Regions from separate parts of the Homo sapiens genome. Here region 2 is linked to region 1. Evidence: read pairs that join two places in POLR2A ChIA-PET (ENCODE). Cell type or tissue: Caco-2. All regions are shown on one strand. Each heading gives the region's core, and the rest is flanking DNA. Links, peaks and the distances in the headings are about the cores only.

Region 1 (7,823 bases), core at 1,388-6,387:
GGCTGCATTCCCAGTACATTCTAGTTATTCTTGAGAGCTACAGTCAAGAGTGGGGAAGATTGGGTCAGTCTCAGGCCACCTGGAGAACTTCCCTGCACTCTTGTTTTTGCTTTGCTCATTCTCACCCCGTGGCCCCATCTGATGTCGGGGTGGTGTAAAATCATTGCTGTTCAACAGAATCATGTGGCGTGGGACGAATGCCAGGCCAGGTCCCAGTTCTCAAGGGCTGATTTTTCCTTCCATGTAAAGAGTTGAATATTGCTTACCATATATCTGGTATGGTTTTGTTTCCTATAATTCAATGAACATATATAAATTCACTTAATCTTCCAAAACTATAATGTAGATACATTTATTGTCTCCTTTTGTGGGTAACAGACTTACAGATTACAAAGCTAGCAAGTTATAAGGTAGGATCAGGATTCAGAACAAGTCTTCGTAGGCTGGGTATAGTAGCTCACGCCTGTAATCCCAGCACTTTGGGAGGCTGAGGTGGGCGGATCACTTGAGCTCAGCAGCTCAAGTCCAGCCTGGGTAACATGGAGAAACCCCATCTCTATAAAAAATACAAAAATTAGCCATGTGCAGTGGCATGTGCCTGTAGTTCCAGCTACTTGGGAGGCTGAGGCAGGAAAGTCACTTGAGCCCGGGAGTGAGCCGAGTTTGTGCTACTGCACTCCAGCCTGGGCAACAGAGAAAGACTCTGTCTCAAAAAAAAAAAAAAAAGAAAAGAAAAAAGAAAAAGAAAAAGAAAAGAAAAGAAAAGAAAAATTCCTTCTAGCCCAAAGACCATGATTTTAACCTGATCCTACTTTTTGAGCCTCTCTTATATACCAGGCATTGTAAGCTCAAAACAAAAAATTAGGCTGAAAAGTAATCAAGACACAGCAGGCTCTCAATATAGAATAAGTCCTCGCAGTTCGAGGGCGTGTATTTTTCTGGGAAAAGAGATTTTTTTTAAAAAGTAAAGATTTTAATGTAACAAGTAGAGACTTGATATAAAAAATACGGGTCTTGGGGACCAGGCGCGGTGGCTCACGCCTGTAATCCCAGCACTTTGGGGGACTGAGGTGGGCGGTTCATGAGGTCAAGAGATCGAGATCAGCCTGGCCAACATGGTGAAACCCCGTCTCTACTAAAAATACAAAAATTAGCCGGGCCTGGTGGCAGGCACCTGTAATCCCAGCTACTGGGGAGGCTGAGGCAGGAGAATCACTTGAACCCGGGAAGTGGAGGTTGCCGTCAGCCGAGATCCTGCCACTGCACTCCAGCCTGGCGACAGACCAAGATTTCGTCCGAAAAAAAAAAAAAAATGGGTCTTGGAAGAAAATAATCCACAAGGGAGATAATCGGGAAAACAGAGGGACGTATTTTGCATTTTTTCTATGGATGGTGGGGCATTGGAGAATGAGGATGTATTTATTAATTTATATTTCCATCACTCAGTATGTGTTAAGTAAACACTATCACAGGGACTGCTCAGGGTGTTTGTAAATAGTGTGGAGTGATACCCAGTCCTGCATTCATGGAGTTAACAGAGTAATAATTTCCTACAAAATAAAACTCTCATGGTCCATCTTTATTTATTGATTGATTTTTTGAGATGAAGTCTTGCTCTGTTGCCCAGACTGGAGTACAATGGCGCAATCGTGGCTCACTGCAACCTCCGCCTCCCAGGTTCAAGTGATTCTCCTGGCTCAGCCTCTTGAGTAGCTGGGATTACAGGTGCCCGCCACCACACCCGGCTAATTTTTTGTATTTTTAATAGAGATGGGGTTTCACCGTGTTAGCTAGGATGGTCTCGATCTCCTGACCTCGTGATCTGCCTGCCACGGCCTCCCAAAGTGCTGGGATTACAGGCGTGAGCCACCATGCCTGGCCGGTCCATCTTTATTTTTGCAATGCTCAAAAGCTTTAGGTAATATGATATGTACCTATGAAGTGAAAAGGTCACCAGAGTCTCACCAGTTATTCGGGCCATCAAGTGTGGCTGTTTATAGAGTCCTTTTGAATGAATTGTAAATTGTATTAAAGAGGTGGCCTTCTCAATTTGCTGCTAGTGTAGTCTGAGAGAATCTGTAGCCTAGGAAGCCACAGAGTTGCCCCTGGTTTGTAAAAGGATGTGGTCATCTGCACGGTTTTAATCCAGCATGTGCCCTTTCCTACAAGCAGAATGATAGCTGTGCAAGTTCTTGGTGATCCGGTAGATGCAAGAAGAGCTGTGGATGGTAAGGGAGAGTCTAGGAATAATGAAGGTGAGCTGCAGACACTGTGTCATTTTGAACAGCGTCCCAATTTAGTATCAAAGGATATTTGGCATTCTCAAAAATACTTTGATACTAAATTGGGACGGTGTTCAAAATCCCAAATTTTGGAAAATTTTAATGCCCTTTTATAGGAGATGGTAGTTTTTGTTTTGTTTTGTTTTTGAGACTGAGTCTCACCCTGTCACCCAGGCTGGAGTGCAGTGGCACAATCTCGGCTCACTGCAACCTCCGGAAAGGCCAGATTTTTTTCTAATGAGGCATAATGCCCAAACAGGAGCACATGCTGCTCTTCACACTCATTATTTCCATATGCTCAATTTTCCGATACATGTCACAGCAAAGCAGAAATACAACACCTTTTTGCTGAATTAAACAGCAAGTCGGCCAGGTATGGTGGCTCACGCCTGTCATCCCAGCACTTTGGGAGGCGGAGACAGGTGGATCACATGAGGTCAGGAGTTCAAGACCAGCCTGGTCAACACGGTGAAACCCGTCTCTACTAAAAATGCAAAAATTAACTGGGCGTGGTTGCGAATGCCTGTAATCCCAGCTACTCAGGAGGCTGAAGCAGGAGAATCGCTTGAACCCGCGAGGCGGAGGTTGCAGAGAGGTTGCACCATTGCACTCCAGCCTGGGCGACAGAGCGAGGCTCCATCTCAAAAAATAAATACATATAAATAAATAATAAAAATAAACTCACCTGAACCTTTTTAGATAAGCAAAACCAATTTTTTTCCACTTCCTTGGCAACCGAACAGAGAATGGCGTGAGAAAGAAGAAATCGCGAGCCGTCATTGCTTTCTTGGAACCCAACCTGAAATTAAGAAAGGCCACCAGGGCCATGCCTCTCTCACCTCAGACACAGATTCAGAGAGAAGCGAGAAGGCACCTCTGTCCCCAAGTTCCTGGGGCCTGAGCTCTGCACACACCGTAGGTCTGAAACGTGAACTTCCCTTTGAGGGTCATCCTGGGCGGAATTCCAGTCCTTAGGTATCTGCACGTATTCCCAGGCTTGAGGCCATTTCAACCCTAAATCAGGAATTCCAAGTCTGGTTTTGTGTCTTCTGACTACGAATCTTGCCTAGAGATGCAAAGGTGTGACCGGGTGTGCTGGCTCGCGCCTGTAATCCCAGCACTTTGGCAGGCCGCGGTGGGTGGATCACCTGAGGTCAGGAGTTCGAGACCAGCCTGGCCAACATGGTGAAACCCCGTCTCTACTAAAAATACAAAAATTAGCTGGGCGTGGTGGTGCGCGTCTGTAGTCCCAGCTGCTCGGGAGGCTGAGGCAGGAGAATGGCTTGAACCTGAGAGGTGGAAGTTGCAGGGAGCCAAGATGAGGCCACGGCACTCCAGCCTGGGTGACAGAGCGAAACTCTGTCTCAAAAGAAAAAAAAAAAAAGAGGCCAGGCGCGGTGGCTCATGCCTGTAACCCCAGCACTTTGGGAGGCCGAGGCAGGCAGATCACAAGGTCAGGAGATGGAGACCATCCTGGTTAACACGATGAAACCCCGTCTCTACTAAAAATACAAAAAATTAGCGGGGCGTGGTGGCGGGCGCCTGTGGTCCCAGCTACTCGGGAGGCTGAGGCAGGAGAATGGCGTGAACCCAGGAGGCGGAGCTTGCAGTGAGCCGAGATTGCGCCACCGCACTCCAGCCTGGGTGACAGAGCGAGACTCCGTCTCAAAAAAAAAAAAAAAAAAAAAGAGAGATGCGCAGGTGTCTCATCTTAAGCGTATTCCCCTGGAGGCCTGCCATGTGGCAGTGAGGTGACCGGAAGTAGAAAACGAGGACAATCAGACCTCGAACTCACACCCCTCAGCTACAGGAACCGGCGCTGCCACCTCGTCATTTCAGCATCAATCCTGCAGGCGTCACGCTACGTCACATCCGGGAGAGGCCGCGCTGCCGACAGGTGCAACATGCGGCGGCGACGCCCCACTCTAGTCCCGAACGCTAGCCTGAGGCTCGGGACCGCACATGCGCATTCCCCACGGAGGCCACCGCCCCCTGGCTTCCTGGTAGTCCGTGGACACCAGGCGGTGTCTGTGGTCCCCTCCTTCTCGGGCACCTTGCTCGTCCACTGCTTGGGGCACCACTCGGGGAACCCGAGCGCTTTGGAAATGTGGTTCAAAAAAGGACAGCCCTTAAACGCTAGGGTCCCGCCCCTCAGATTGCTCCCAGCATGCAACGCGGCCCCTCCTCCAAAGCCGCTGTGCCCTGGAGGCAGCTGGGAGCTCCAACCGAGCATGGTGCACAGGTGCAAGCGGGTTGTGCTTCCTGTTTGGGGAGTTGTGTCGTTGGTTTTCCGGAAAGCTCGGAAGGAAGGGGCTCCACCACAATAAGGATTTGTGTATCTAAACATACCGAGCCATGCAAAAGGCACAGTTTTCCAAAGACGTTGTAGCAACTTAGCATTTTTTTAATTTTTATTTATTTTTTCTTTTTAGAGATGGGGGGGGTGGTCTCACTGTGTTGCCCAGGCTGGTCTTGAACTCCTGGGCGCAAGCGATCCTCCCGCCTCAGCCTCCCAAAATGCTGGGACTACAGGCGTGAGCCACTGTGCCAGCCACAACTTAGCATTTCTGTTGCACATATTCAGCAATAGCATTTTCCTGGATGTTTTGGGCTTTCAGTCAGTATGGTAGGGAGTAGTAGTATGTCATTTTCGCTCTAATTTGCATTTCCCTTAAGAAAAAACTGAATTATCATTTAAATATTAGCCACTTGGACAAGCTTCCTTTGTGAATGATTAATCAAATCTGTAATTTTACTTCTCTATTGTGCTGCCTGCCTTCTTAGTAATTTATAGGAGCGTTTAGACTCTGTATGCAAGCCCTTTGCCAGATCTGTGTATCGCACGTTTCTTCTTCCATTCTATAAACTCTCTTTTCACTCTGCTATGGTGCCTTTTGTTTTGTAGCTTCTAATATCTGTTCATTCTATTTTATGGTGTTTTTGTGTTTTCAGAAATGTTTGCTTATTCCAATTCATGATCTCTTATGTTTTCACATTTATCTTCGGTGATAAATCTGGAAACAATTTTCATTTATGGCATGATGTAGAGGTATAGATACATTTTATGTTTGTGTAAAGTTCCTGGCTAAGGGGCAGAGGCAAGGACATGACCAAGCAGACACATATTGGCTGGAAATGCTCTCAGAGAAAGCGGGAGAAGCTCAGCTCAGATCCACGTGGAGATGTACTGAAGAGTTCCGGTAGATGGCGGGTGGTACCAAAGCAGAAAAAATGGTTGTAACCATCAATAAGGCCACGCAGCACTAAATGCCAGCCTACACTGACAGCCACTTGGCAAGACACAAGGTCCAACAGTAGAGGACTTTACAAAGGTTCCTGGGCCCCACGTGTGTGTAGAATGGGTGGGCTGCTTCAGCCATAGCCTTGGTCTGAGCAGCTTCCTAAATACTACAGCCATTGGCTTCGCTTGCTTGAGCTGGTTTAACCCTCTTTTATTAATTCTGACCGATGCTCTCTGCTACCATCTAGTGATAACTAATGAAAACGCAGACTACTTAAAACCTTAAAACAACTGATGTCAGGCTATTTACAAGACTGCAGAGGACAATGACTTGTGCATTTTAGAGCTCAAGCCAGAATAACCTTGCTCTTTTGTGATGGGTTTGACTTTCTTTCATATTGGATTAAATCTAGACTTACTGATGGTGCAGTAAAAATTGACACTTGTGTGCACAAAAAGAGAAAAATGACACCGTCCTGTTTTATGTGTGAACATTGTTACTTGCCGTAAAGTTCCCCATGGTTCCCGAGATAAAAAGACATCGTGAAAGGCCCTATAAAAACGAATGCGAAAAAACCACCCCAATTTGTGCCCGTGTGGAACTGGAGAATGGCAAAGATGAGCTGCCTCTGCCCAGTCCTGGATAAATATCAGGTTCCTCAGCAAAATAAATGTGGTTGTTGTGATCTAAATTTTAGGGGGGCGGGGGCAGGCGCGGTGGCTCACACCTGTAATCCCAGCACTTTGGGAGACCGAGAAGGGCGGATCACCTGAGGTCAGGAGTTTGAGACCAGCCTGACCAACCTGGAGAAACCGCGTCTCTCCTAAAAATACAAAATTAGCCAGGCGTGGTGGCACATATCTCTAATCCCAGCTACTCGGGAGGCTGAGGCGGGAGAATCGCTTGAACCCGGGAGGCAGAGGTTGCGGTGAGCCGAGATCGCACCATTGCACTCCAGCCTGGACAATAAGAGCAAACCTCCGTCTCAAAAAATAAAAAATAAATAAATAATTTTGGGGGCGGCATTATGCAGCCATAGAAAGTCAGAACACTGGCATTATGTGACATGTCCTTCCATCCACACCAGGTGACCCTACTAATGTATGAAGTCTTTGAATTTGGCTCTAATTTTGAGATAGTTGTATTTTTAATCACTTTAAGGAATTATTTTCCTAAACAAGTATTTTTACGCTTGATCTTACCCAAAAGGCCGAGAAGCGATCTAAACAAGTATTTCTAAACAGAAATAGAAATTTACTTATGTACAAATACACCCTTACCTCCCTGAGGATATTTCTCATCTCCTTGGTGAATTATATGAACGTATTTGGATTTTCCAATATGGAAACATTTAAGTTCCTGGAATAAGTCCCACTCCTTTATAAATATATGAACAGTTGGGCACCCTATTGTCCCATTAGGATTCATGATTCTTCATTCAAATGTGAGATTACTTTATTCATATATATATATATATATATATATTTTTTTTTTTTTTTTGAGATGGAGTCTTGCTCTGTCGCCCAGGCTGGAGTGCAGTGGCGCGATCTCGGCTCACTGCAAGCTCCGCCTCCCGGGTTCAAGCGATTCTCCTGCATTAGCCTCCCGAGTACATGGGACTACAGGCATGCGTCACCACGCCCGGCTAATTTTTGTACTTTTAGCAGAGACAGGAATTCGCCATGTTGGCCAGGCTGGCCTCTAAGTCCTGACCTCAAGTGATCCGCCCGCCTTGTCCTCCCAAAGTGGTGGGATTACAGGCGTGAGCCACTGTGCCCGGCCTGGACGCTTCTGAAGCTCTAACTTCACGTCTCTTGGCCACAGGCAGGTGTTTTCCACGACCAAGTTGCTAACTGGAAGCGTAAGCGACAGCGTGAGGGGCGGGACTAGAAGGAAAGCTCCTCAGCACTTCCGGTTCTGGTTCTGAACTTAGCGTGTGTTCCAGATCTCCAAAGATATGCAGGTTCAACTTGCAGGCCCAGGCGGGCGAATCACCTGAGGTCAGGAGTTCGAGACCAGCCTGACCAACATGGAGAAACCCAGTCTCTACTAAAAATACAGAATTAGCCGGGCAGGGTCGTGCATGCCTGTAATCCCAGCTACCCGGGAGGCTGAGGCAGGAGAATCGCTTGAATCCGGGAGGCGGAGGTTGCAGTGAGCTGAGATCGCGCCATTTCACTCCAGCCTGGGCAACAAGAGCAAAACTCCGTCTCAAAACAAAAACAAAACTGGGTTTGACCCTGATATGTCAGGGAGCTAGAACTGAGCTGCAAATGGCCTCAGGATAGAACCTTGGAAG
Region 2 (6,292 bases), core at 1-5,000, 1.8 Mb before region 1:
CTTCGGTGCTGGAAGCACGGGATCGGGGGCTGCCACACCCACCCCTGCTCCGGGCCTAATGGAGGGAGGAACCCTTACCGAAATTGCCCCGCAGACGGGCTTTATTTGAAACTGAGAAATTGCGTAGAAGAAACCGCTGAGTGCTGAAGGCCCTAGCAGGCTCCTTCCTAAGGCGCTGGGGCCAAGCATTCCCTGAGGAGGCAGCAGTGAAGGGTGCTAGAGTGAGTGGAGCCAGCCAGGCTTGGGGGACCGAGCGGGAGGAGAGTGGGGGAGTGGGTGGAGCCTTGGCAGCAACGTGGGGCTCAGTCTAGGTGGGCGGGGCTTCTGCGCTAAGGGGTGGGCATGGTTATGGGCGGGGCCTCAATGGCGAGGAGGGTGGGACTTCTGCAGAGGGACGGGGCTTCAGTGTTACGGTGGGTGGGGCTTCCGCAGTAAATGGTTGGCCTCGGTGTGGGGAAGGGCCTCGGTAGTGGAGAGGGTGGGGCTCGGTGTGGGAGCAGCGCCTCAGCGGTGAGGAGGGTGGGGCTTCTGCTGTAGAGGAGGGGGGGCCCTCAGTAAGCAGGGTGGAGCTTCTGCTATAGAGGGGTGGGGCCTCAGCGGGGGCGGGGCTTCGGCTGGATTTTCAACTGAGGGTGGTGGGAGGTGACTCGGGCTTGTGAGCAGAGCATAGAGTTGGGCGGCTTGCCATTTGACCCACATTTCTCTGGCTGCTTTGTGGATGGCCTGTGGGGGACAGTGGGACGTGGTCCATAGTTGTACCGGCGGGAGATTCAGGAGGTATCTTGGAGGCAAGAGGGCCAGGTTTTATTACCTGTGGACTGCAGACAATTTCTGCTTCCTGGGCGCCTCGGCATGCTCTGTCCTGTGGGGAGCGTCCTGTTGCCTTTCAACAGAGCAGGGAAATGGGGCCGCAGAGCAGGAGGGAGGCAGAGCCACCTTGTGCGGTGATGAGCTGATCTCTTGGCGGTGCCCCCCACCGACACCCCACATCCCAAGCAGCCCAGGGAGTGATATCAGGCAGGGCTGGAATGGAACTTCAGATGTCTCTTCCCAGCCTGAGACCCGAGCCCACTGCCTTCCCAGGGGCCAGGTAGCTGGGACAGCATTCACCCTTGCACCTCGTTTCTCCGTCTTTGAAACGGTCATGATAACTCGGCCTCCTTGAAGGCTGCTGGGGCCAAACAAGGTCTTCAGAAAAGCATTCAGGCCGGGCGTGGTGGCTCACGCCTGTAACCCCAGCACTTTGGGAGGCTGAGGCGGGTGGATCACTTGAGGCCAGGAGTTTGAGACCAGCCTGGCTAACATGGCAAAGCTCCGTCTCTACTAAAAATACAAAAATTAGCCGAGTGTGGTGGCACACGCCTGTAGTCCCAGCTACTCGGGAGGCTGAGGCAGGAGAATCGCTTGAACCTGGGAGGCGGAGGTTCCAGTGAACCGAGATTGTGCCACTGCACTCCAGCCTGGGCGGCAGAGGGAGACTCCGTCTCAAAAGAAAAAAAAAAAAGAAAAGAAAGAAAAAAGAAAAGCATTCAGCACACAGGGTGGGCCCAGGGTCCTGTCTCACTGCCTCCCCACAGGAAGTAGAACGTGAGATGAGATAGGCTGTGGGGTGGGAACATGGCATTGTGTGGGACAGATAGAGTGCACCTCTCCTTCTGTTTCAAAGACCCCAAAACATCTGGGCCAGGCAGCTGGCGGCCCCAGGCCCTCTTTATACACAAATCACATTTGTCACATGCCGGGCCTTGGGCTTGGTCTGGAAGCTCATTGGGGAGCCAGACAGACCCTCTATCTGCCCTCTTAGCCAAGAGGAAAAAGTAACCAGGCAGCTGGGACCCAGAGTGGCATAAAGGCATGGGCACAACATGTGCATATGGCTGGTGTCAAGGGCAGCAGAGTCTGCCCCAGGGAGTGCCACTGCCCGGGCTGGGGAAGGAGTGGGCCCTTGAAGTGCCTGGGGCAGCAGGACCTGGAAGCTGGTCTTGATGTCAGACTGGCAAGTCCTTGCAGAGGTCTAGGCTGGGGACGGTGTCATCAAACTCGTGATTCATCCAGGGATGGATTAAAGAAGGCAAGAGTAGAGGAGGGGAAACCAGTGGGTGGCTTGGTGCATTCCCAGGGTGATGGGCAACAGTGGGGACCAGGAGCCTGGAGAGGAGGGGATGATTCAGAAACCCATCTCACTGGCAGGAGGTGGCGTAGATGGGCCACCTGCCCCTGCTGCCGGCCAGCCCCGGGGTTCTTTGTGGAGAACGTAGGGTTATTTTCATGCCTTGGTCCTACCAACCCCTAGGGGGCAGTGGGGAGCTATAGGGGTTGTCCGTCAGTGCCTCGAGAGCCCTCCTTCGTGGCCAGAGGCAGGACCTGCATCCCCGTGTGGATCCACCCCCAGGCCTGGCGTTGGCTGGTCCAGGTCTCAGGAGCCTGGGGAGTTCCATGTTACTGCCTGCCTCTTGGCTTGATCCCCCTTGGGCGCTAAGAGGACCCAGAAAATGCTTCACAAATCCTCACAGGCAGCTGTCCTAAGGCCCAGAGCTAGTCACATGCCTTTTGGTAAAGTGGAAATGGCTCGAGACCAGGGCACCAGATGTCCCTGAGGCTTGAAGCCTCAGCCACCTCCACAGAGATGAGTTGGTCGCCCGTCAGCCGGTTTGGGGGAAAGAGGCAAACGGTTTCTTCCTAAATCTTTCCTCTGTGCAAGCGCGTGCACACCGCAAGGCGTTTTGTAAACTTTGTCTTACCAAATCCTCCCAAAGACTGTGAGGTCCGGATTCACCCCATTTTTTAGAGAGGCCCAGAGTTACACTGCAAGTCAACAGCCGAGGTGGGATTCAAACCCAGATCACTGGGCCTCAGAGCACCTGCGCCTTCCCGGATGCCCTGAGCCAGAATAAGGGAGGAGCCTAGGACACGGGGGTGGTCCGGCCACGCCCCCCAGCCCTGCCTCCTGTCTCCCCGCAGATCTACCCCAACGAGAGACACAGTATTCGCTGCCCCGAGTCGGGCGAGCACTATGAAGTCACGTTGCTGCACTTTCTACAGGAATACCTCTGAGCCTGCCCACCGGGAGCCGCCACATCACAGCACAAGTGGCTGCAGCCTCCGCGGGGAACCAGGCGGGAGGGACTGAGTGGCCCGCGGGCCCCAGTGAGGCACTTTGTCCCGCCCAGCGCTGGCCAGCCCCGAGGAGCCGCTGCCTTCACCGCCCCGACGCCTTTTATCCTTTTTTAAACGCTCTTGGGTTTTATGTCCGCTGCTTCTTGGTTGCCGAGACAGAGAGATGGTGGTCTCGGGCCAGCCCCTCCTCTCCCCGCCTTCTGGGAGGAGGAGGTCACACGCTGATGGGCACTGGAGAGGCCAGAAGAGACTCAGAGGAGCGGGCTGCCTTCCGCCTGGGGCTCCCTGTGACCTCTCAGTCCCCTGGCCCGGCCAGCCACCGTCCCCAGCACCCAAGCATGCAATTGCCTGTCCCCCCCGGCCAGCCTCCCCAACTTGATGTTTGTGTTTTGTTTGGGGGGATATTTTTCATAATTATTTAAAAGACAGGCCGGGCGCGGTGGCTCACGTCTGTAATCCCAGCACTTTGGGAGGCTGAGGCGGGCGGATCACCTGAGGTTGGGAGTTCAAGACCAGCCTGGCCAACATGGGGAAACCCCGTCTCTACTAAAAATACAAAAAATTAGCCGGGTGTGGTGGCGCGTGCCTATAATCCCAGCTACTCGGGAGGCTGAGGCAGGAGAATCGCTTGAACCCGGGAGGTGGAGGTTGCGGTGAGCCAAGATCGCACCATTGCACTCCAGCCTGGGCAACAAGAGCGAAACTCTGTCTCAAAATAAATAAAAAATAAAAGACAGAAAGCAAGGGGTGCCTAAATCTAGACTTGGGGTCCACACCGGGCAGCGGGGTTGCAACCCAGCACCTGGTAGGCTCCATTTCTTCCCAAGCCCGAGCAGAGGGTCATGCGGGCCCCACAGGAGAAGCGGCCAGGGCCCGCGGGGGGCACCACCTGTGGACAGCCCTCCTGTCCCCAAGCTTTCAGGCAGGCACTGAAACGCACCGAACTTCCACGCTCTGCTGGTCAGTGGCGGCTGTCCCCTCCCCAGCCCAGCCGCCCAGCCACATGTGTCTGCCTGACCCGTACACACCAGGGGTTCCGGGGTTGGGAGCTGAACCATCCCCACCTCAGGGTTATATTTCCCTCTCCCCTTCCCTCCCCGCCAAGAGCTCTGCCAGGGGCGGGCAAAAAAAAAAGTAAAAAGAAAAGAAAAAAAAAAAAAAGAAACAAACCACCTCTACATATTATGGAAAGAAAATATTTTTGTCGATTCTTATTCTTTTATAATTATGCGTGGAAGAAGTAGACACATTAAACGATTCCAGTTGGAAACATGTCACCTGCCTGAGGTTCCTTCTAAGTCCTGGGGCTCCTGAGTGGGAGGGGCTTCCGGGGGGCAACAGACAAGACATGGCAGAAGGGCACTGCCATCTGTGGGGACTCCTGGGGTGCTGGGGCTGCCTGGGCACCATGCCCTGATCAGACTGACCCACAGAGGATGGCCCCAGCCACCTGATGAGGGTAGTCCTGTCCTCGCTGGTCTAGGAAGGTCTACCGGTCTCCAGGGACTCAGCTCTGGCTGTCGTGTGTGGCCTGGACTGGCCCCCCGGGCTCCCCAGAGCCTCAGCACAACCCAAATTACAGCATCCTCCATGCTGGATCCTCCCCCAGCCAACACCTCCTTTTCTACCTGAGACTCTGCACCCTGAGGACCACGACAGGCCAAGGCCCTCCTCACATCGTCCCAGCAGCCAAGACACCCAGCAGACCCTGTTTGCAACGTGCGGGGCATGTGGGCTCCATTTCTAACAGCAGGGATGGACTGCCCTGCTTATCCACTTGCTCCATCCTTTGGAAATTTCCACTTTTTTTAAAAAAAAAAAAAGGGGGGGGGGGGCTTAAAAAAACATACGAGGCCGGGCGTGGTGGCTCACACCTGTAATCCCAGCACTTTTGGATGCCAAGATGGGTGGATTGCATCAGTCCAGGAGTTGGAGACCAGCCTGGGCAACATGGTGTGAAACCCTGGCTCTACAAAAACAAAAATTAGCTGGGTGTAGTGGCGCATGCCTGCAGTCCCAGCTACTCAGGAGGTTGAGGCTGGAGGATCACTTTAGTCTCGGGAGGTCGAGGCTGCAGTGAGCTGTGATCATGCCACTGCACTCCAGCCTGGGTGACAGAGTAAGACCCTAGTCTCCAAAACAACAACAACAACATCAAAAAGGAAGTATAAAAAAGAAAAAAATTCCAGTACAAAATGATATTTAGGGGACTCAGGCACAGTGGCCTCCACCTGTAATCGCAGCTAATCAGGAGGCCAAGGCGAGAGGTTGGCTTGAGCCCAGGCATTTGAGATCAGCCTCAAAAAAAAAAAGGCCATGTGTGGTGGCTCACGCCTGTAATCGCAATACTTTGGGAGGCTGAGGCCAGCAGATCACTTGAACCCAGGAGTTTGAGACCAGCCTGGGCGATATGGTGAAACCCCATCTCGACTAAAAATTGAAGAATTAGCCCAGCGCAATGGTGCACGCCTGTAGTCCCAGCTACTCAGGAGGCTGCAGTGGGAGGATCACTTGAGCCCTGGAGGAGGAGGAGGTTGCAGTGAGCTGAGGAGGTTTCTCCAGCCTGGGCAACAGAGTGAGACCCTGTCTCACACAGACACACACACACACAAAAAGGAGGCCAGGCACAGTGGCTCACACCTATAATGCCAGCACTTTGGGAGGCCAAGGTGGGTGAATCATTTGAGCACAGGAGTTTGAGACTAGCCACAGCAACATGGCATAAACCCCATCACTACAAAAAAATAATAATAATAATAGCTGGGTGAGTGTTGCATGCCTTGTAATCCCAGCTACTTGGGAGGCTGAGTGGGAGGATCATTTGAGCCCAGGAGGTTAAGGCTGTAGGGAGCTGAAACTACCACTGCATTTCAGCCTGGGCGACAGAGCAAGACCTTGTCTCAAATTTAAAAAAAAAAATAAATAAATAATCTAATATTTGTGTGATCGAATCTTGTCCTTTAGGACTGACAGATTTCATATCATGATTAGTGGGATCCGTGGAATAATTTGTTGTTTGCTCCTCTGTCACCCAGGCAGGAATGCAGTGGTATAATCACAGCTTACTGCAACCTCGACCTCCTGGGCTCAAGTGATCCTCCCACCTTGGCCTCCCAAAGTGTTGAGATTACAAGAGCCACTGTGTCCAGCCTTGTTTTCTTTTCTTTTTCTTTCT

Evidence for each region. Peaks named below come from ENCODE experiments on the same cell type or tissue, not always from the same donor. Only the 100,000 strongest peaks of a DNase experiment are listed, where the experiment ranks them.
Region 2: POLR2A ChIA-PET joins it to region 1 with 5 read pairs; 1 of 35 experiments calls an interaction of 5 or more read pairs at or near these places.

Annotation. Positions count from the first base shown.
Region 1 is chr19:2,885,488-2,893,310 of GRCh38, reverse strand. No RefSeq gene overlaps it. Among named protein-coding and RNA genes, the nearest start is that of ZNF57, 12 kb to the left of the region's middle. RefSeq lists a silencer at 5,549-5,726. In Caco-2, for the core only: a CTCF peak has its summit at 5,770 (motif pointing left); DNase peaks (open chromatin) are centred at 4,170 and 5,480; H3K4me3 peaks cover 1,580 bases.
Region 2 is chr19:4,673,326-4,679,617 of GRCh38, reverse strand. DPP9 (dipeptidyl peptidase 9) reads left to right here. Exons shown (of 22, transcript NM_139159.5): 22 at 2,962-4,391. The coding sequence ends at 3,054. DPP9-AS1 (DPP9 antisense RNA 1) reads right to left here and starts at 336. Exons shown (of 3, transcript NR_164163.1): 1 at 79-336. RefSeq lists enhancers at 1-29, 2,687-3,647. In Caco-2, for the core only: CTCF peaks have their summits at 2,096 and 2,297 (motif pointing right); DNase peaks (open chromatin) are centred at 526 and 2,314.